Regions from separate parts of the Homo sapiens genome. Here region 1 is linked to region 2. Evidence: chromatin loops called from intact Hi-C (ENCODE). Cell type or tissue: GM12878. All regions are shown on one strand. Each heading gives the region's core, and the rest is flanking DNA. Links, peaks and the distances in the headings are about the cores only. Region 1 overlaps CDK14 (cyclin dependent kinase 14). Region 2 overlaps CDK14 (cyclin dependent kinase 14).

Region 1 (10,470 bases), core at 1,242-9,241, 100 kb before region 2:
TCCTTTGGAGGAGAAGAGGTGCTCTGATTTTTAGAATTTTCAGCTTTTCTGCCCTGGTTTCTCCCCATCTGTGTGGTTTTATCTACCTTTGGTCTTTGATGATGGTGACGTACAGATGGGGTTTTGGTGTGGATGTCCTTTCTGTTTGTTAGTTTTCCTTCTAACAGTCAGGACCCTCAGCTGCAGGTCTGTTGGAGTTTGCTGGAGGTCCACTCCAGACCCTGTTTGCCTGGGTATCACCAGCGGAGGCTGCAGAACAGCAAATATTGCAGAACGGCAGATGTTACTCCCTGATCTTTCCTCTGGAAGCTTCATCTCAGAGGGGTACCTGGCTGTATGAGGTGTCAGTTGGACCCTACTGGGAGGTGTCTCCCAGTTAGGCTACTCGGGGGTCAGGGACCCACTTGAGGAGGCAGTCTGTCCGTTCTCAGATCTCCAGCTGCATGCTGGGAGAACCACTACTCTCTTCAAAGCTGTCAGACAGGGACGTTTAAGTCTGCAGAAGTTTCTGCTGGCTTTTGTTCACCTATGTGCTGCCCCCAGAGGTGGAGTGTACAGAGGCAGGCAGGCTTCCTTGAGCTGCAGTGAGTTCCACCCAGTTTGAGCTTCCTGGCTGCTTTGTTTACCTACTCAAGCCTCAGCAATGGCGACGCCCCTCCCTCAGCCTGGCTGCTGTCTTGCAGTTAGATCTCAGACTGCTGTGCCAGCAGTGAGCAAGGCTCTGTGGGCATGGGACCCTCTGAGCCAGGCGCAGGATGTAATCTCCTGGTGTGCCGTTTGCTAATTCCATTGGAACAGCACTGTATTAGGGTGGGAGTGTCTCGATTTTCCATTTTCTCGATTTTCTGTCACGGCTTCTCTTTGCTAGGAAAGGGAATTCCCCGACCCCTTGCACTTCCTGGGTGAGGCGATGCCCCACCCTGCTCCGTGGGCTGCACCCAGTGTCTGACAAGCCCCAATGAGATGAACGTGGTACCTCAGTTGGAAATGCAGAAATCACCCATCTTCTGCATTGCTCATGCTGGGAGCTGCAGACTGGAGCTGTTCCTATTCGGCCATCTTGGAACCTCTGGAACCTGTTTTAAATGGACTGATTTTTAAATCATTGTCTTGCATATTTCATGGTGATGGTTATTTGACTATTTTAAAGTATAATTACTGGGCAAGGGACGATTTTAAAAATAGTTCTTTACATATCAATGTTAACAACTTTTTGTTGTTTGTAGCTCAGATTTTAAAGTATCTCTATCACAGTGCTATTCAGTTTAGCTTTCCTGGCAAAAGAAGTGAGAATAATTTAATAAAAGGGAATCATTCTTGTAGTAAACAGTTTTTATGATAGATTTATATTATTCATGCCATGCTTTGAGAATAAAATTATACTTCATGTTAATTCCTTTAAGAGACAGAACATTTTGTTTGCTAAGCAGGAATCCATTGGTGTACTTTTATTCCTCATAAACAGCTTAGTGTTTCTGCCAAATGTTTTCATTCACAGAGACCTGTGAGATAAGAAATTTTGTGGATCACAAGAAAATTTAGTCCTGAAGAAATGCATAATTACACCTTAGTGTATACTTTAAAGAAGAGTAAGCTATCATCTAGAGTGAACACTACTACTGCTGTCCAATTTCAATGTTTGTTGTCTCTTAAGGGTAGTTCTTGCTGCAAATATTACTTTTTATATTAGCATGAAACACAGAAATCTACATGTAAAATGGCATATTGATTTCTTGAAGTCTTTAGAGATTTGATGCTCTGTTCAACAGTAAAATTAGTTTATAAGAAAACAGTGTACAGACCATTATATTAATAGCTTGTTTTTTAGGACATTTTGGTAGTGTTTTTTTTTTCTTAATTAGATTGTTACCAAAGTTCATTTGACCAGTCTTTAAATCTCAAGAGTAAACATATATAAGTGGAAATATGCATAAATGAAGGAGTATTCTTGTAATTGTCAGTAAAAAAAAATGCATAGATTGCCAAAATGTATGATTTGAAATAATGGTAGATTGTGGATTCCTTAGCAGATTGATAAATCAAGTGCTTTGTCACATGTATCCTTCATTACAGTAAAAATATCAGTTCCCTACATTTTGTCAGCCTTGGCTATAGATAGCAAAGGGAGTCACTTCTTAAATTTTGAAAGATGCCTGTGTATTTGACCTTCTATGTGAATGACATGTCTGTGGTCTGCCTTGGATATGGGTGATATGGGCATCTGTACTGTGCAGTGTTATAGCACAGGCTAAGCTTTTTTTTTTTTTTTTTTTTTTTTGGTCAAGCTCAAGGTGTAGACTTCAGTGTCTGAGGGCATTCTTATTTTTGAACACTGAATTCAACATTTGTAAGCATTCTGGTTTTTGAATCATAGAAATGTTTGATCTGCAGCACTTGACATTAGATTGCTTTTAGGAAGCAAAATGGACTCAAACTTCAGTCATTTCTAATAATAGTAAGAGCCTATTACAGTTTATGAAGTGCTTCATAGCTCTTACTTTGTTTTATCCTTATAATCCTGTGGAGTAGAGAGTGCAGGTCTCATTACCCCCTCTTTAATGTGAGAGCATTGATTTGTGCTTGTAATATTAGCTTTATTTAGGCATTAGAATGACCAATATTTTAACATGGGCATTTCTGTTGAGTCTTCAGACTTGAAGGTAATTCATTTGAAATAATCTTATAAGATCATATCATATGACTTCTTGTACATCTTTTAAATAACAACATGAAGAGCTTTCAAGTAGTTCTGATTTTTATTATGATCAGTGATTTTTTAAATAGGTATATTACAGATAAGTAAGTTTTGCTATCTAGCACTGTATCAAAGAATAGCTATAAATGAGCTCCTTGATCTCCCTCAATAATAAAATTTAGACTAGTAACTGGAATTAGTGCTATTAAAATTCAGACATAGTATCACTTTACTTTGAAATGCACCTAAGTTGAGAAATTTTGATGCAAATTTGAAATTGCCTTTGAATCACTGAGTGCCAGATTAAACATAGCACTTTTACCCACCAGTTCTAAAGGGCTATCTGTAAATTGAAAGCACAAATGTTGAAGGCAGTAAAACATTCTAGAATGTGCAAGTTGGCCCTTTCATTGCCAAAGAAGTAAAGTTTCTGGAAAGCAGGAAGACATTAAAAAACAAAAACAGAACTCAACACCTTTTAAAGTGATGGATGTGATGTCAAACAAGGTGCTCATTGGACTCTACTCCATTTCCTTTCCTCTGCAAGCTGCTCTGTCCTTCTGCCTCCAGCCTCCTGACAGTCCCTGTCATTGCTGGTGAGAGGTGATGTGTATGGCTGATGTGATGGGGGAAGGAAGGGATAAGAGAGGAAAACTACTGTTTTGTCTTCTTCATAGCTGTAAATTATTTTCTTGAGAAACGCAATTGCAGAATTTGTTCATAAAAATACCATGCTTGGTTGGTTTAGAGAAATAAAAGATCAGGAGGGACTAGAGAAATATTTCAAATGAAACTTTCATCTTTGGATTTTGTGTGTGTGTGTGTGTGTGTTTTGGTGAGAAGTTTTATTGTTTTGGGTCTTAGAGGTCCCCCCACAACAAAGTTTATTCTAAAACAAGTTTTTACTGCTTTGACTTATCTTAGATTGAAGCTAGTCTGTTGATTCAAACACATGAATACGTTTTTTTTTCTTACAAAATATGTTGAGCATTATATATTTTTGTTGACAATTTACAAGACGGAAAAATTAGGGAAGCAACAAAACTTTTCACAAAATATAGTTTGTTGGATAACAGCAAATTTGGATATTTTTAGGAAGAGTTGGATAATTTCCCTCAATTCGTGGGATGGCTGTTGTCCACTTTTGCACATGTTCTGCCTCCTGTCTGAGGCATTCACAGCTGGCTTTGGATTTCTGTGTCTCCTAAAGCTTCTGTGAATCTGAAAAGTCATTTCTGAAACTGTGGTCTGCGGCTGGGAGCAGTGGCTCATGCCTGTAATCCTAGCACTTTGGGAGGCTGACACGGGCAGATTGCTTGAGCCCAGAAGTTGGAGACCAGCCTGGCCAGCATAGTGAGACTATGTCCCTATTTCATAAAAACAAAGAAAAGAAAAATAAAATTATGGTCCAATTAACAAAATAATTGTTAAAATTAGGAAAAATGTCCTTGATCAAATCTGTTTGGGGTGAGCTGCATATGTGCATCTCTCCCATCTCCCCCCAGCCAGTAGAATCTCAATGTTCATTAGCTAATGATTAAAAGCTCTTGGTCTTCTGCTGTTAAAATTAAATCTGCCATTACATCTCCCAGATTTACTAGATTAAGAACAAATTTTGGACTCTGTGGAACATAAGTTGGGGAAATGTTGGTATATTAGCTGTCTGTTGCTGTGTAAAAAATTACCGCAAAATAAGCTGCTTAAAATAGCACTGGTTTATTGTCTCAGTTTCTGTGTGGTAAGAGTCTGAGTATGGCCTAGCTGGGTGCCTCTGCCTCCAGGTGTCCCTTCAGTCTGCACAGTCAGCTAGGCCTTCTCTTGTTTCATCTGAATGCTCCACTGGGAAAGGATCTACTTCTGAGCTCACATGGCTGTTGGCAACATTCTGTTTTTTGAGTCTCTTGGACTGCGAGCCTCTCACAGACACTCAAAGGAAGAATATTCCACAACAAAGTGAATATGAATAGGCAAGGGAGTCATGGGAACCACCTTAGCGTTTGCCAACCATTGTTGGTATCAAAAGTACTGTCCAATTATGTCGTGGTGATTAAACTATGTGATATGGTTTTCCATAAGGAATAACAGTTGGCTGGGCATGATGGCTCATGTCTGTAATCCCAGCACTTTGGGCGACTAAGGCAGGCAGATCCCTTGAGCTCAAGAGTTCAAGACCAGCCTGGGAAACATGGTGAAACCCCAACTCTACAAAAAATTAGCCAGGATTGCCTGAGCCCAGGAGGTCGAGACTGCAGTGAGCCATGATCTTGCCACTGCATGCCAGCCCAGGTGACAGAGTGAAACCCTGTCTCAAAAAAAAAAAAAAAAAATTGTTAGCATGTAGTGCATGTCAGCAGCTACCTTAGGGTGTAAAGATTTATAAACGGTATTGATAATGATGATGATTAATGATAGTACAGGTGATGATAAGGAAGCCTTATTGGTTGTTGCTCATGTGAAACACTAGGGTAAGCACTTTGCCTGTAGTATCTTTTCAAATCTTCACATAGTCTCCTTTTCTATATAACAGTTCGAGAAGTTATGTAAACAGAGGGCTGTAGATTGTTTTCAAACAGCTCACTGAGAAAATAGACAATTTATATCACTAACTATATTGTATGACAAGTAACTTCTTTATATAGAATGGCAGACCAGAAAAGGACACTGCACTTTTTGCTTGGGAGATTTAGAGAGAAAGACCTAAAGAATTATTTTCAAGGTCCAAATAGGATTTCATGAAGTTTTAAGACAAGGACAGAGACAGGGCTCAGTATAAGTAAAGGTAGGTAAGGTTTATGTTATGGTAATATTTCATAATCCTCCACTAGTAACATTCCAGAAGACAGAGCTTTTGCTGTGTAGCCATGAGCAGAAATGTTGATGTTCATGTGGACAGCAAAGCTGGAGAGTAGATTGTCAACAAGGTGGTAGCAACAGTAACAGATGGCAATTATTTGATTATATTTTTTATTATTTATTTATTCCCAGCCTCTTTCCAAAATGGCTCTGAAGCAGCTGCTGATCTGACGCTCCACTCGCTTTATTCTTATTTAGCCTGCAGGCTGTGCTAGGCAGACTTGTTTCCATCCAGCACATGCTCTCACTCCAGTTGCAGTCTCCAAGCTCCAACCTTCATCATGTGCCCCTGGAAAGGCGGTCAGTGCCCAGGAGGCCTTGGGGCGTGAGAGCAGTGGCACAAGAGGGTTTCAGCATGTGTTTCTCTGGCCTCCTATCAGCTGGAACCTGCTGCCAGTCAGGCGGGACTTAGGCCAGGACCAGTCCCTGCCCAGATATGCCCCTGGGACTATGGCAGAGCCCTGAGCCAGGTGCCAGCAATGTACAGTTTGCCATGTACAGGGCCAGTTGGCAGATCAAAGGAGGCCAGCCTGAGTGAATAAGTCCTGGTCCCATTTACCAGTCCTCTGGGATAGAAGGAGAGTGATAGCCAAGGCTCACAGCAACAACTGGGGATGAAAATCTAGGAACCTGTGTCTTTTCTGGAAGTCCTTCCCTTGAGCAGAGATGGCAGCAAAAAGGCAGGCTCCTTTTGCAGTGAACTTTAGTTTTAAAAGCATGGTATCAAGGAATTGGAAGTCCAGTATTTCTTCTAACTTTGTCACCAGTTAGTTTTTTTATTTTGGACAAGTCACTTAAATGGACAGTTGTGTTTTCTGTAAATTAAAAAACTAAGAATGAATTCAGTGATCTATTTTAGCTTTAAGTTATGGTTTTAATGTTTTTAAATGTTCCTTAAAAACTATTATTTTAGGTAAGTTATTCCATTCCCTACCAGATACAGATGTAGATGTATAGATACATACACCAAATTTGTGGTTGTTTCTTTAAAAATACTTTTGCTAACTTCAAACTAAACTGCTTGGCTCATGAAAAATTGAAGAAATTCAACAAATATAGAATTATTCGGACTGCCAGCCTTATATGGAATGGAGATTTTATTGTCTTCATGTATTGTCTTGTTTATTTTGTAATGCTATCACAGGATAGTACAGACTAGGTAATTTATAAGGAATAGAAATTTATTTCCTCAATCCCCTGGAAGCTGACATGTCCAAGAGCAAGAGGCCAGCCTCTGGTGAAGGCCTTCTTGCTGTGTCATCCAAGGGCAGCAGGTAGAAGGACAAGAGTGGGCAAGAAAGAGAGACAAAAGAGGCCCAAACTCACTTTTTTATATGGAACCCACTCCCAAGATAATGAACCAACTCCTGCCATAATGCCATTAATCCATTCATGAGGGCAGAGCTCTCATAACCTGATCAGATTTTAAATGTCTCTCTTCTTAATACTACTAAAATGGCAAGTAAATTTCAACATGAATTTGAGAATTGATAAACATTCAGACCATAGCAGTCATCATTCCAGTGACTGAAACTAGGTAATTAGGGAAAGGAATGGCAAATTTTAATGCTATCAGAAAGGGTTATTTTTAAAAGTAAATTCAAGGCAAATTTTTAAATATATCTTTACATTATACAAAAGGGGAATGCACAGTTATTTTCAAGATGTATTCATTGTTAAGACATTGGGAATAAGATATTAACAAAGAGAACTCTTGAAACATTTGCTTATTATCTTATGATTACAGTAGCTATAAATTCCTTAATTGCATGTATACCTATCTTTACATAATGGGCAATTATACCAATGATAACATGCATTCTGTTTTTTTTCACTAATATATCTATTAGTAAGATTTTCCATGTATTTGCTTTTACAATTATAAGTAATATATGTGCCTTGTTTTAAAATAGACGTCACAGATAGTCATAAAGAAGAACATAGGCTGGCCGTGGTGCCTCTCACCTGTAATCCCAGTGCTTTGGGAGGCTGAGGTGGGAAGATGGCTTGACTTCAGGAGTTTAGGATCAGCCTGGACAACATAGTGAGACCCTGTTTCTACAAAAATTAAAAATTAGCCACATGTGGTGACGTGCAGCTGAGTCCCAGCTACTCAGCAGGCTGAAGCAGGAGGATCAATAGAGGGAGGTTGAGGCTGCAGTGAGTCATGATTTTGCCACTGCACTCTAGCATGGGCAACAGAGCGAGACCCTGTCTTAAAAAAAAAAAGAAAAAAGAAGAAGAAGAAGAAAATAGACATTGCTATCTTCTTTCTCTAATTTGGCCATGTTAACATATTTTTCACCCTTTCCTATGTACTTACGTAACAATATATTTTTCTGTTTTAAAAAAAAGTTGCTTTATTTTTTTAACAATATATAAATTGCATTTTAAGGCCATGTGATTTTATTTGTTGAATTTTTCAACAGGCAGTTACCAGTTTATTTGTTGTCCCAAATGAAGTTCATAGAAAAGTGGAGATTTATGTGAGATACCAGAAATGCAGTAGAAAACAGACAAATGTTTTTCCATGAAATGGTCACAAATTTTATATCGAAATCTAGTAACATCATATTCTAACATGAATCAGTCCTTTGCTTCCTTTTACCTCAAAATATTCATAAAATGTACTACTAAGATTTTTAATGAAGAGAAAACTTTTGTCTAGAAAGCTAAGTGGTCTCCTATAGCTTTTTATCTCTTTTTTCCTTTGAACTCACTGTGGTTATGAGATTCTGTTAGTAGATAATGGGTTTGTTCAGCCTTGTTAAATATCATTATTTTAATTTTTGATATGTATCTAAAGCTGAATAATTCCTTAAACCTTTTGATTCTGAAACCTCAGCTTGGGTGCCCTCAGGAAGAGAATACTCTCCATCACAAAATAATTAACTGCTCCCTGATTTACCACTTACTTCCTGGTACACGAATGCATATGCACGCTGTGTCTGGCATCTAAATTAAAATATTTTAGGCCAGGAATGGTGGCTCACACCTGTGTTCCTAAAACTTTGGGAAGCTGACAAGGGAGGATAACTTGAGGCCAAGAGTTTGAGACTAACCTGGGTAATGTAGTGATACTCTATCTCTACAATTTTTTTTTTAATTAGATGGGCGTGGTGGTGCACACCTGTAGTCCTAGCTATTTGGGAGGCTGAGGCAGGAGGATCACTTAAGCCCAGGATTTCAAGGCTTCAGTGAGGTATGATCATACCACAGCACTCTAGCCTGGATGACAGAGTAAGACCTTGCCTCTTAAAAAATAAATCAAATAAATAAATAAGCAAACACATAAATAAATAATTCAAAGTATAGGACACTGTGAGTAATATTTAAGAATAAGTTCTCAAATTCTACATTGTTGTGTATTGTATGATATATATGGTAAACTGTAGAAACATTCCTGTCAGGAATCACATAGCTCAAATCATTAGCTGATTTTCGTTTTCTTCTTTTCTTTTGATATTTTTATTATCCAACTATAAAAATGAGGTGAACTTATTTTCAGATGTTTTCTTTTTATTGCATTATATTTTACATAAAATCAAATTGCCAATTACAATTTGATGAATTTGGTAAATGTAGTGTGAAAACCACCTCCACAATCAAGTTTTGTAGAACACTTTCATCATCTCAGAAAGTATCCTGGTTTCCTATAGCAGTCAAGTAAACATTGTATTTCTTGCTATTAATTGTTGTTTTTTCACACCTTAGTCAATCTGGAATAGTAGGATTTCAGATAATAAAATGCTGCATAGAAAACAAAATTTCTATCTTAGGAGATATTCTAGACCAGAGGTTGGTAAACTTTTTCTGTAAAGAGCTAGATAATAAATATTTTTGCCCATGAAGTCTCTGTTGCAACTACACAAAATCTGTTGTTTCAATGAAAAATCAGCCACAGACACCATCTCAACAAATGGATGTGGCTGGATTTGGTTCATGGAGCATAATTTGCCAACCCCTGTTCTAGACCTTTGCAGTTCAGTTGTTCTTACTAATAACCAATGAGCTGGTAATAAAGCATTTGGTTCAGTGAGATTTTCAAAGGAAAAATAGATAATGAAATAATTTGTAATATTATAATTTGGTATATACTCATCTTTAAAGTTATTATTTCTGAAAGTATCCAATATATGATACTCTAAAAACCTACAAAGCGTAGCTAGAGTAAGTTCATGTTACACAATTTTTATAGTAGTTGCAAAGAGATCATGAAAGAATAGTTTGGAATCTTTATGTGTATTGCAATTTGTATTAAAGCTCAAATTGTAGATCCTAAATCATACCACTAACTGATAAAATGTTTACAAATTGTTGACTTCTGTCACCCTGTATTTTCTTTTCATGTAATATTGCTAAATACAGATTTCTTTTTCCTGTACTAAATGGCAATCCTTTCTTAAATGAATAATCCATCTTTGTTTTGTGAGTCTTTCAAAACCATCTGAACAACTCCACTAAATCCTGTAGGTTTGAGAGCTTGTGGAATAAGAATGCCAGCCCTTGGGCTAATTTAGCACATGGACAGACTAGGCTTTTACATGGTGGAATGCTACCTTCTGAACATGTGGCCTTTCTCACAGGCATCTCTTCCCTCCTTAAAAGTCCAACTTGCTAATGTTATATTGTTTTTATTAAACTTTTGGGGGGTTAAAACTTAGTAATCTAGTTAAAAACTCAACCCAAATTTATTACTTCACATATTGCCAACAAATGACCTCATCATAGGAGCTACATGAAGTCAATAATTTTTTTTAAAAAATGAGTCATTTGTGACTTTATGATAATAATAGTGCAACAATGAATGCTAATGTAAGAAAACTATTTTTAGAAAAAGTGTTCTGTTAAATGGCTTACCTTTTGACTTAAAAGTTAGTAATGTGTGAAGTTGCCAGTAGTTGAAACAAAACAAGGTTTAC
Region 2 (10,470 bases), core at 821-8,820:
TGGTTTCTGGTCTTACATTTACATTCAAGTCTTTAATTCATCTTGAATTGACTTTTGTATATGGTGATAGATAGGGGTCCAGTTTTGTTCCTCTGAATATGGCTCTAAATTTTCCACTTTTATACTTTTGGTTACTATGACCTTGTTGTATAATTTGAAGTCAGATAATGTGGTGCCTCCAGCTTTGGTCCTTTTTCTCTTAGGATTGGTTTGACTATTTCCGTCTTTTTTGGTTTCATATGAATTGTAGGATTATTTTTTCTAATTCTATGAAAAATGATATTGATCATTTGATAGGAATTGCATTGACTCTATGGATTGCTTTGGGCAGTGTGGTCATTTTCACAATATTGATGCTTTCAGTCCATGAGCATGGAATGGTTTTCATTTGTTTGTATCATTTCTGTTTTTTTTTTTAATCGGTGTTTTATAGTTCTCCCTGTAGAAAATTTTCATCTCCTTGGTTAAGTGTGTTCCTGAATGGGCTTCCTTCTCTCTCCTCTCCTCTCCTCTCCTCTCCTCTCCTCTCCTCCGCTCCCCACTCTCCTCTCCCCTCTCCCCTTCCCCTTCTGTTTCCTGCAGCTATTATAAATGGGAGTGAGTTCTTGATTTGATTTTCAGCTTGGTCATTATTGGTGTGTAGCAGTGCTACTGATTTGTGTACATTGATTTTTGTAACCTGAGACTTTGATTTTGTAACTGAATTCATTTATCAAATCTAGGAATCTTTTCAAAAAGTCTTTAGAGTTTTCAAGGTACAAGACCATATCATTGACAAAAAAACATAGTTTGACTTCCTCTTTTCTAATTTGAATGCCCTTTATTTCTTTCTCTTGCCTGATTGCTCTGGCTAGGATTTCCAGGGCAGTCTGTTCTTAACCAGAAGTAGGCTTGTAGGGCCTTGTGGCCCCAGAGAGTATGATGAGGATCACCCTTTATCAGGACCTATATTTTTCCATACTTGTATCCTAGCTTTTCCTAGGCAAAAATAAGCTCTCAATAACTTTTGAAAATAAATGGATACATATGTAATAGTATACACATATTAAAATTTTAATTGTATATATCTAAATGCTATATATACAGTTGCAAAAACTATAACAAAATATTGCAAATGTAGTACATTTTTATAGAACTATTTTGACCCAAATTTTTAAATAGATTTCCTAACGTTAAACTTACCAGAGGTTTAGTTGTAACTCACACATTCCTGCATACCTCATTCAAAGCCCTAAAAATAGCAGCGTCTTTTTTTAGAACAGGTAAATGTATGCATTTTCTTTCAGTATACAGGCTCTGACCTACATATTCCCAATATAGGACCAGTCCTTAGAGAGCAATAGTTACTGTGGGCATAGCACCCAGAGGCTCCATCCTGCTCTCCCTCCCAACCACTGCAGACACAAAAACACAGAGGAGGTGGCACCTCCTTTCAGTATTCTCCACCTCTTCCAAGAGCCCCATATTCTGCCTCTCAAATGCCCCATCCTAAGTGCAAGTAGGTGCCCCTGTGAAAGAGGAGGTAAGACTGTGAAGAAGAGAAAGAAAATGCAAGCCTGTCACCTGGTAGAGGCACCCTGCGGCTGCCTCCTGACCCCACCTTGCTGTTGATCCCCACTGACCAGTGCTAAAAATGCAGAGGAAACTATTCACTTTTTGACCATCCCTCACTCCTTCCACTAGAGTTCTTGTCACTTCTTCTAAGTCACCGTTCCCTTTCAGTTCTTGGCCTCAGAGTCTCCCTCCCAGTATCTCCCTGGGCCTAGAAGCCTCAGGCCAGCCTGTTCCCTCCCTTGGCTGGAGTTGCTGCCTCTGGCTAAGGCTAGGTGAGACTTCAGGAAAAGAAAACAGGAGCCTTGTCCTGCTGCCTGGTCTGCTTCTATAGGAGTGCTGTGATTTCCCTGGTGGGTGCATTTTCATCAGGAAGGCTGTTGTACCAGAATGGTTTGGCTCTGTCGTCCTTTTTGGTTTATTATGAATTAAGCAGCCTTCTGTGCATCAGCCAGTGGACTAACCACCATGTAGAGAATTGTTTCTTCGGGGAAATATATTGTGAGTCTCAAACAGCTCTGAATCTGTTGGAACACAACTCCATTTTAGGTGCCAATATTTTGTTTTTGCACTGTGGAATTTTATAGTGGTAAAGGGACAATAAGATGATTGCTGCTAGGCTTTACTTGCTATTTTTGCATGATGTGATTTTCCTTTCTGTATCATGAGCAGAAACCCATAAACAATGCAAATGCTCATCAGTAGGCAAGCAGATGAATAATATTCCCTTTCGATAATCGTCATACAGGAGTTTGGACGAATCTTAGCAATGTAATGTTAAGTGAAAAAAAAATCCCAAAATATTAGATACAGCATTATATCTTGTATGTAAAATTTAAAATAATTAATATTATTTTATAATTGTTATAAGGACAACAAAGTTACCTAAAAAAGAAATGTAGAGAATAATGAACATGATTCAGGATGGAGCTTACTTCACTTGGGGGAGGTCAGGAGATTGCATGGGGCCTTAGCCAAACGATTAGATGTGGATTGTTGTTAAATGACGTAGTGAGTTCATGGGTCCTTATTAAGTTAATTAAAATAAAATTCCCTGCATCAGGTTCAAAGCAAGAAAAAAATAACAAACATGTTCTTTTCTCCTTAGTTAAGGATAAACACTGTTACATTTTCCAGGATGAAATAAGAATAAATCACAAACTTGGTTTTCATAGGAAATATCCATATGGGAATGTCGCTCCTTGACTTTGAAACCAAACAAAGTATGTCCAGTAGGTCAGCAGAAGCACAGCAGCACCTGCTGGGAGAAAAGGAGTCATTTAGCTAGTGAGGTCACCCAGTTGAGCACTCACCTTCCGTCTGTCAGTCTTTGCCGGCCTTGCATACATAAGCCTCTCTTTGTGAGTCAATCGAGATGAATTAACAGTCCTATTAGTAGTCTTTTACCAGACAGCAGGGGGAAGGGCACCTCATAAAGGGTCATACATCCAGGTTGCATCCTGGTTCTGTTCTTCTCTTCCAGGGCACCTAGGCAGGGTCCCCTCTTAGCTTTCATTATTATGTCCTATTTCGTTGGGTTGATGCACACTCATAAAATAATAGGTGTAAAATTGCAAATAGTAAACCAGCTTATGAGAAGTTGTTATTCCTGTAACTAGACATATTTCCCCAGATTTTTCTGTTTACTTCATATACCTTATATGTATAAACTATCCTTGTTGAGTATCATTTACAAATAATATCTTGTAAATGGTAATTTTACTCTGTAGTAGGTTAAATAATGGATACCCAAAGATAGTAAGTCCTTACACCTGGAACCTATAATCCAACCTTATTTGGAAAAATGGGTCTTTGCAGGTGGGATTAAGTTGAGGGTCGTGAAATGGGGTAATTATCGTTGAGTATCCAGGTAAGCCATAAGTTCAGTCATTGATGTTCTTATAAAAGAGAGGCAGAAGGAGATTTGACACAGAAGAGAAAGCAGTGTGAAGAGGGAGGCAGAAATTGGAGTGATGCATCCACAAGCCAAGTAATGCCAGCACCCACCAGAAGCTGGAGGAGGCAAGAAACTGCTTCTCCCCTAAACCCCCCAGAGGGGACAAGGCCCTACTAACATCTTAGTTTCAGCCCATTGAAAACAAGTTTGGCTTCAGGCTCCAGAACTGTGAGAGAGCACATTTCTCGTTTTAAGCCACCAAGTTTGTGTTGTTACAGCAGTCACGGGAAATCAATACATTCATATTAACATATTTTTGAAGATAATATAATTTTCTAAAACACAATTGAGGATGTCAAGCTTTTGAAGTGTTCTGAATCAATTCAATAACTTTGTCGTATTTAATTTTGATGTAACTGAAATGAATATTTAAATTAAAATTTTAAAGCACTACATTTTTCAGGGTAAAGGTTGACAATCAGCACACATTACAGAACAACAAGATGGTGAGCAATTTGGGCATGCCTATGTATCATTTTGACATACGCGTGAGGATTTTCATTGGCCTCAAGTTTGCAGCTGAAGTAAAAGCATCGTGGATGAATTGAGCATTTTTATTATTATGTCCTGCCAGCTTCCAGAAATGATTCAAAACCTCTTGGAGCTACCTAATCTATAAGGCTGTTAAAGGTAGAAGAGCAGGTGCCTAGAGGTGAGCTGTGACTTGCAGAGTGCCAAGCCAGTTTTCCATGCAGTCTTTATCATCAGTGGTAGCTCCTGACACCACAGAACTTGAAATTGCCCTCAACCCTTCCTTTACAAATGCTATTTTAAAGAATAATCTTACATAGGCACTCCAGATGAAGGTGGACCTGTGACCATAACTTCCTCTCCTCTATTCGTGCTTTTTAGGTCGAAAAGTCCAATTAGAATGCATCTTTTAAAGCAGTACTTCTCAAACTTCAGTATGCTTGTAAACCACCTGGGGTTCTTCATGAGCTGTAGATTCTGATTCAGCAGGGAGTGGGACCTGAGCTTCTGCAGGTGGTGGTGATGCTGCTAGTTCATGGACCACACTTTGAGCAGCAGGGCTGTAGCATCTAGTGCTCCTGCTTACAGGTTTCTCCCTGTTTTTCCCTATTTTGAGGCACAGTTTCAGGCAGTCAGGCTGGTTCTGCTGCATTTGCTTGGCAACATCACCTCCCTCCAGCCTCTGCAGCTTCCACCCTTGGGCTGCTGCACGTGCACGTACATTTCCACTGCTGTGGCTCCCACAGTGCACAGTTGGGGACTGAGTCTGAAGCTGTGTCACAATAACATCACTCAGTCTGAAAAGAGAGAAAAGTTGTTGAGATGAGAGTGAAATCCATAAGGGAATCAGGGTTTAGAGAGACAGGGAATATAAAAACAGTAGGAGAACAGGGAGAGGGAAAAGCATGAAAATTTAGTTGGGGAAAAACATTTGAAATGTGCTACTTTCACTGCAGAATTTTCCAGGCACTAAGAGCATTTTCTGGAGTAATTTTAGATTTATTTATTTGTTATCCTCGACTTTCTTTAGCAGCCACCTGCTTGTTGTGTTCATTCATCCACCAATCTTTTGTGACCTTCTGTATACAGGCTGAAAACTTTTTTTAAAAAAATCTCTGAACTGTATAACTAAGTGCTGCAGCCTCTGAGAGACTGTCTAGTTAAATTGGGCCAGACAGTGGTCCCAACCGGGCTGATGTTAGAATCACTGAGGAGGTTTAGAAAATTCTGCATATCTTGCTGCACCTTGGACCAGTTAAATAGGAATTTAGGGGATAGGTCACAGTCATTCGCACTTTTTTCTTTTTCTTTTTTTTTAATCAGTATTTTAAAATATTCCTTAGATGATTCCTGTGTCCAGCCAAGCACCACTAAATGAGACAGTAACCTTCTAGCAGGTGAATTGAACTCATTTTTTAAAAACCCCTAAGAGCTGTTTTTCTGTGTGTGTGTTGCTTCCTATATAAACCTTTGCAATGTTGAAAACTCTACATAATATTTTGGAAACACCCTCTCCTTCAATCCATCACCTGCAGCCAAGCAGCTGATTAAATATTGAAGCTGCTTTCTGAAGCCCTGGCAGCTTTTCATTTTCTCAGTCCAGTGGCTCCCCCTGCTGTCTTTACCAGGTAGAGTTCACTTCTCTACAGAACCTCACTACAGATTCTGCTGCTCCGCAAAACACAACCCAGAATCATAGTATTTTAAGGAAGATTTTCTAATCCCACATCAAGCCTGTATGTTACTGCCAAAAATGAACATTCAGAATACTCTAATCTCTTACCTAGTGGTAGTTTAGGTAAGGCCTAGGGAATGATGGAAGAAAGGAACTATATATATGTAAATAGATAAACTCACACCTGTGTACACACACACACACATACACATACACACACACACACACACACACACACACACACATTGATAGCTTATCTGGCTACCAGAAAAATATTCTGTTAGCCATGTGATTGTGCTGGTTCCCTGCAAAATAATTAGCATTGACACTGTAGAAAGTGGGGAAGGAAAGCTTTCATGACTAACTTCTCTGCCCTCCTTCATCTAATTATACCCTTCCTTATCAACCCACTTCTCCCTGTCTACCCTCTAAGCTGTAATTGCAGCCACATAAAAACAAAAGTAAATATATGGGCATCTGTGTGACCTCATCTTGTCACCCAGACTCTGTTGTATATTACCTCAGGATTAAACTAGTGCACTGTGTCTATGGAGGCAGAATTTGATCCTTATTTTGTCTGAATGCAAAATGCAACCTTAATTCTGCCTAAACCTCATAAAGGTGCTGATTCCATTTTACACAGCTTTTATCGTTAGAATGCCCTTCTTTGCTGTATATCAATATCTTTACCCCATTGGTCCTTGTTGTCATGTGGCTCCGCATAAGTCAGTCTCCCATTCACAATGTAGCACTTAATCTATTCAAAGCGATATCCCAAAACATTTTTTTCTCAACAGCATTTCCAGTCAGCCCAATGGGACATGGGGCACACCCCTCCCCCCACCCCCAACCTTTCTGAATACACTCCACAGAGGACCGTTTATTTTTGTCCCTTGTCACATGTAGCATCTGGTACTGGCACAGCAATCCAGATGTGTTCTGACTAGTATATCATATGATTAAATGATTACATCTGTATGAATTGTTTATTGCTGCATAACATTAACAAAAATGTAGTGACTAAGGCACATTTATCATCTCTCAGTTTCTGTGGGTTGGGATTCCTGGCATGACTTAGCTAGGCCCTCTGCTTCATGGTCTTTTTTTTTTTTTTTTTTTTTGAGACGGAGTCTCGCTCTGTCGCCCAGGCCGGACTGCGGACTGCAGTGGCGCAATCTCGGCTCACTGCAAGCTCTGCTTCCCGGGTTCACGCCATTCTCCTGCCTCAGCCTCCCGAGTAGCTGGGACTACAGGCGCCTGCCACCGCACCCGGCTAATTTTTTGTATTTTTAGTAGAGACGGGGTTTCACCTTGTTAGCCAGGATGGTCTCGATCTCCTGACCTCGTGATCCACCCGCCTCGGCCTCCCAAAGTGCTGGGATTATAGGCGTGAGCCACTGCGCCCAGCTGCTTCATGGTCTTAAAAGGCTGTAATCAAGGTATCAGCTGGGGCAGCAGTCTGACATGAGGGTCGGCTGGAGCTCATGTGGTTCTTGGCAACACTCAGTTTCTTGCAGGCTGTGGAACTAAGGACTCAGGTTCTTGCTGGCTGTTGGCTGAAGCCACCCCCAGTTCCTTGCCTTCAGGCCTTCCCAACGTGGCTGCTTGCTTCCTCAAAGCCAGCAAGGGAGCAAGTCCACTAGCACAATGGCTGTTATCATTGTACACAATATACAGTTGACCTGTGAACAACACAACTTTGGAATTCACAAGTCCACTTAGATGTGGATTTTTTTTCAATTAAAGTTATACCAAATGTGCCTGTCTCTCCTGCCTCCCCTTCTGTCACCTCCATGTCTTCCACATCTGCCCCCCTTGAGATAGCAGGACCAAGCCCTCTTCCTCCTCCTCAGCCTACTCAACATGAAGATAAAGATGAAGACCTTTATGTTTCACTTCCACTTAATAATTAGTAACTACATTTTTCTTCCTCTTGATTTTCCTAATATTCTTTTTTTCTAGCTTACTTTATTGTAAGGATATAGTATATAATAAATATAACATATATATAGTTGGTAAGACTTCTGTTCAACAGTAGGCTATTAGTAGTTAAGTTTTGGGAGAGCCAAGAGTTTTATGGGAATTTTTGACTGTGCATGGGGTTGGTGCCCCAACCCCTGCATTGTTCAAGGGCCAGTTGTAATCTCAGAAGTGATATCTCATCACTTTTGCCATATTCTGTTGGTTAGAAGTTCCTGCTCCCACCCACACTGAAGGCGAAGGTTGTGAACAGCAGGAGGTGGGAATCACAGGGGTGAGCTTAGAGTCAACCCTCCTAATCTCTTTTGACTTCTAGTAGGTGATCTTATAGAAGTTTTTATTCAGCTAAAAACCACAAGTCTTTTTTTATGCAGCTTGCTGCATGCCACCTGTTCCCATCTTGAACGATCAATTAATAGAATCTAAGTACTGGACTTTATGTTTATAGCTATCACATTTTCCTGGTGTTAGGTTCAGCCAGTTGTTCATGCCTTATTAAATATTTTTGAATCCTGGTTCAGCCATCAGAATACTACACATCCCTTCTATTTCACGTCATCTGAAAAATGTAAGACATCCCTTCTGTCTTCCTTCAAGTAACTGATAAAAATCCTGAAGAGGATGATACCTAACATTATACAGAATATACATGTACACCTGCATCACATGTCTTATAGACATACACGTATGTATGTGCATGTGTATGTGTGCGCGCGCATGTGTGTGTTGAATGTGAGGGAGAGAGAGCATGAAAAAAACCTCATTCTGATACTCAAAACCTCCTTCTAGGGTGTGGTCAGGTGGATATGAATTGTTTAACAACATCTGAGCCACATTTCTCAGCCAGCTTCTCCTAGAAGCAGATAGTATAGCTCTTCAAAGCATGGTCTCTCTAGTCACACCAACCTGATACAGGATTCCAGCTGCCCCACTTTCTAGCTGTGCAACCTTGAACAACCAGTTTGTCAGTAAACTGGTTATAAACCTGATATTGCACACATGATATCAATAAAGGATAGCTTATTTTCTTGATGCCTGGCTAAAATCGACATATGCTGGAAGAGCAAAGGTTACTGCCCAGACGCTCTTCTCTGAATTCAGGATGTTGACAAGTTTTGTTTGACCCATCTTATTTAGTTTTTGTTTTAAATTTGAATTAAGTAATTTTTTGTAGAAATTTGAATTAGGTCATAGGATTAAGGTACTTTCACAGGAAATCCAGGTATTCTCCAGTTCCCTTAGTGAAATGAAAGCTACAGCAATACTGGGGTCCTGCACTGTGCATGGCAGCCTCTGGCAGAAGCTGAGCAGTCGCTGCTCTCTGTGGACAGGGCCTTGTCACATTCAGTCCTGCCTTCTTTCTCCCCAGCCCTCTCCCTCAGTCACCTGCCTGACTGCTTCTAGAAGAATTTTAATTTGCATTACCATTCTGCTCCAGGAAGGTAGAGTAAGGTAGGAGGAAAAGCAGAAATCTTGAAACTGAAGACGACTCTCTTCTACTTTTTAAAAAGGTTAGTTTAACATGACTTTTTATTTAATGAAGTCATGATAATTTGTCATTTACAAGGATCCTTCAGGTCTATATAGTTAATTAAACAAATATGTAAGGAGTGCCTACTTTATGTACTTTGATAAAAGGAATATAAAGTAAACAAAAATTTTAAAAAAGACATGACCTCTTTACTTATTAACACTTAGAGTCCAATGAAAGAAATAGACGTTTATCAAATTTTCACAGAAATAAATGTAAAGTTTCAACTGTGACAATTTTTACTAAGAAGCCTACAGTGCTATAATGGTATATTATGGTGATTGTGCCCCAATATGCAGGGGCTTGTCCTGAGAAAAGGATGTTTCAACTCAGAGATGAAAAATGAATCAGGAACTAATCAGGTGGAATGGGCACAGATGTCCAGGCTTTGGAAATACACGTGTAAAGGCCTTGTATCCACACCTAAATCTCATCTTGAATTGTAACTCCCACAATTCCCACGTGTCATGGGAGGAACCCAGTGGGAGGTGATGGAATTATGGGGGTGGGTAATATTTCTCGTAATAGTGAATGAGTCCCATGACATCTGATGGTTTAAAAAATGGGAGTTTCCCTACACAAGCTCTCTCTTTGCCGGCCACCATCCATATAAGATGTTACTTGCTCCTCCTTGCCTTCCGCCATGATTGTGAGACCTCCCCAGCCATGTGGAACTGTAAGTCCATTAAACCTCTTTTTCTTTCCAGTCTTGGGTATGTATTTATTAGCAGCATGAAAATGGACTAATACAGGGGTGTTCCCAGAAGACAACACCAGATCACTTAGAGTTGGCACACACACATGCATACCTCTGTATCTTTACACACACTCTCTTCTGTCTGGAGTGTCCTTCTCCTACTCATTTGCTTGACAAGCGCCCAGTCACTTTTGAAGTCTCAGTTTTAAGGCTTCATTTTCTTCAAGCTGTCCCTTCACCTCTTTTCCTGGGCCCCCACCGCGCTCATTACACCCCTCATTGAGCAGCCTTGTCATGCTGACTTTCTGTTTCACATGCTTGTCTCTTTGTCTCTCTCTCCAGACTGAGCAACTCCAAGGCAGACACTTTTTAAAAAAATCGTTTATCTTCTACACATAGGAAAGGGGTGGTCATGTTGTCATCACTCAGTACATTTCTGTTTATTACATGGATGGGAAAACATAATTAACAGTTGAACAACATGTATATAGTATAAAATGAAAAAGATACATAAGGATGGCCAGTGAAAAACGTGGGTCCCCTCCACCTCTGATTTCCAGCCACCCATTCCCCTTTCCAGAGACCACTGCTGTTACTAGTTTATTTGT

The links. A loop is a pair of places that touch in the nucleus more often than their neighbours do. Peaks named below come from ENCODE experiments on the same cell type or tissue, not always from the same donor. Only the 100,000 strongest peaks of a DNase experiment are listed, where the experiment ranks them.
Region 1: a loop joins it to region 2, with 2.4 times the contacts of the local background. A loop is called at or near these places in 2 of 110 quality-filtered maps.

Annotation. Positions count from the first base shown.
Region 1 is chr7:90,928,276-90,938,745 of GRCh38, forward strand. The region is part of intron 8 of CDK14 (cyclin dependent kinase 14); the gene reads left to right. Among named protein-coding and RNA genes, the nearest start is that of FZD1, 330 kb to the right of the region's middle. In GM12878, for the core only: a CTCF peak has its summit at 4,473; DNase peaks (open chromatin) are centred at 3,936 and 4,446; H3K27ac peaks cover 1,535 bases.
Region 2 is chr7:91,029,080-91,039,549 of GRCh38, forward strand. All of the region lies in intron 10 of CDK14 (cyclin dependent kinase 14), which reads left to right. Among named protein-coding and RNA genes, the nearest start is that of FZD1, 230 kb to the right of the region's middle. RefSeq lists an enhancer at 2,627-3,161. In GM12878, for the core only: a CTCF peak has its summit at 5,593 (motif pointing left); no DNase peak of the experiment used is centred there.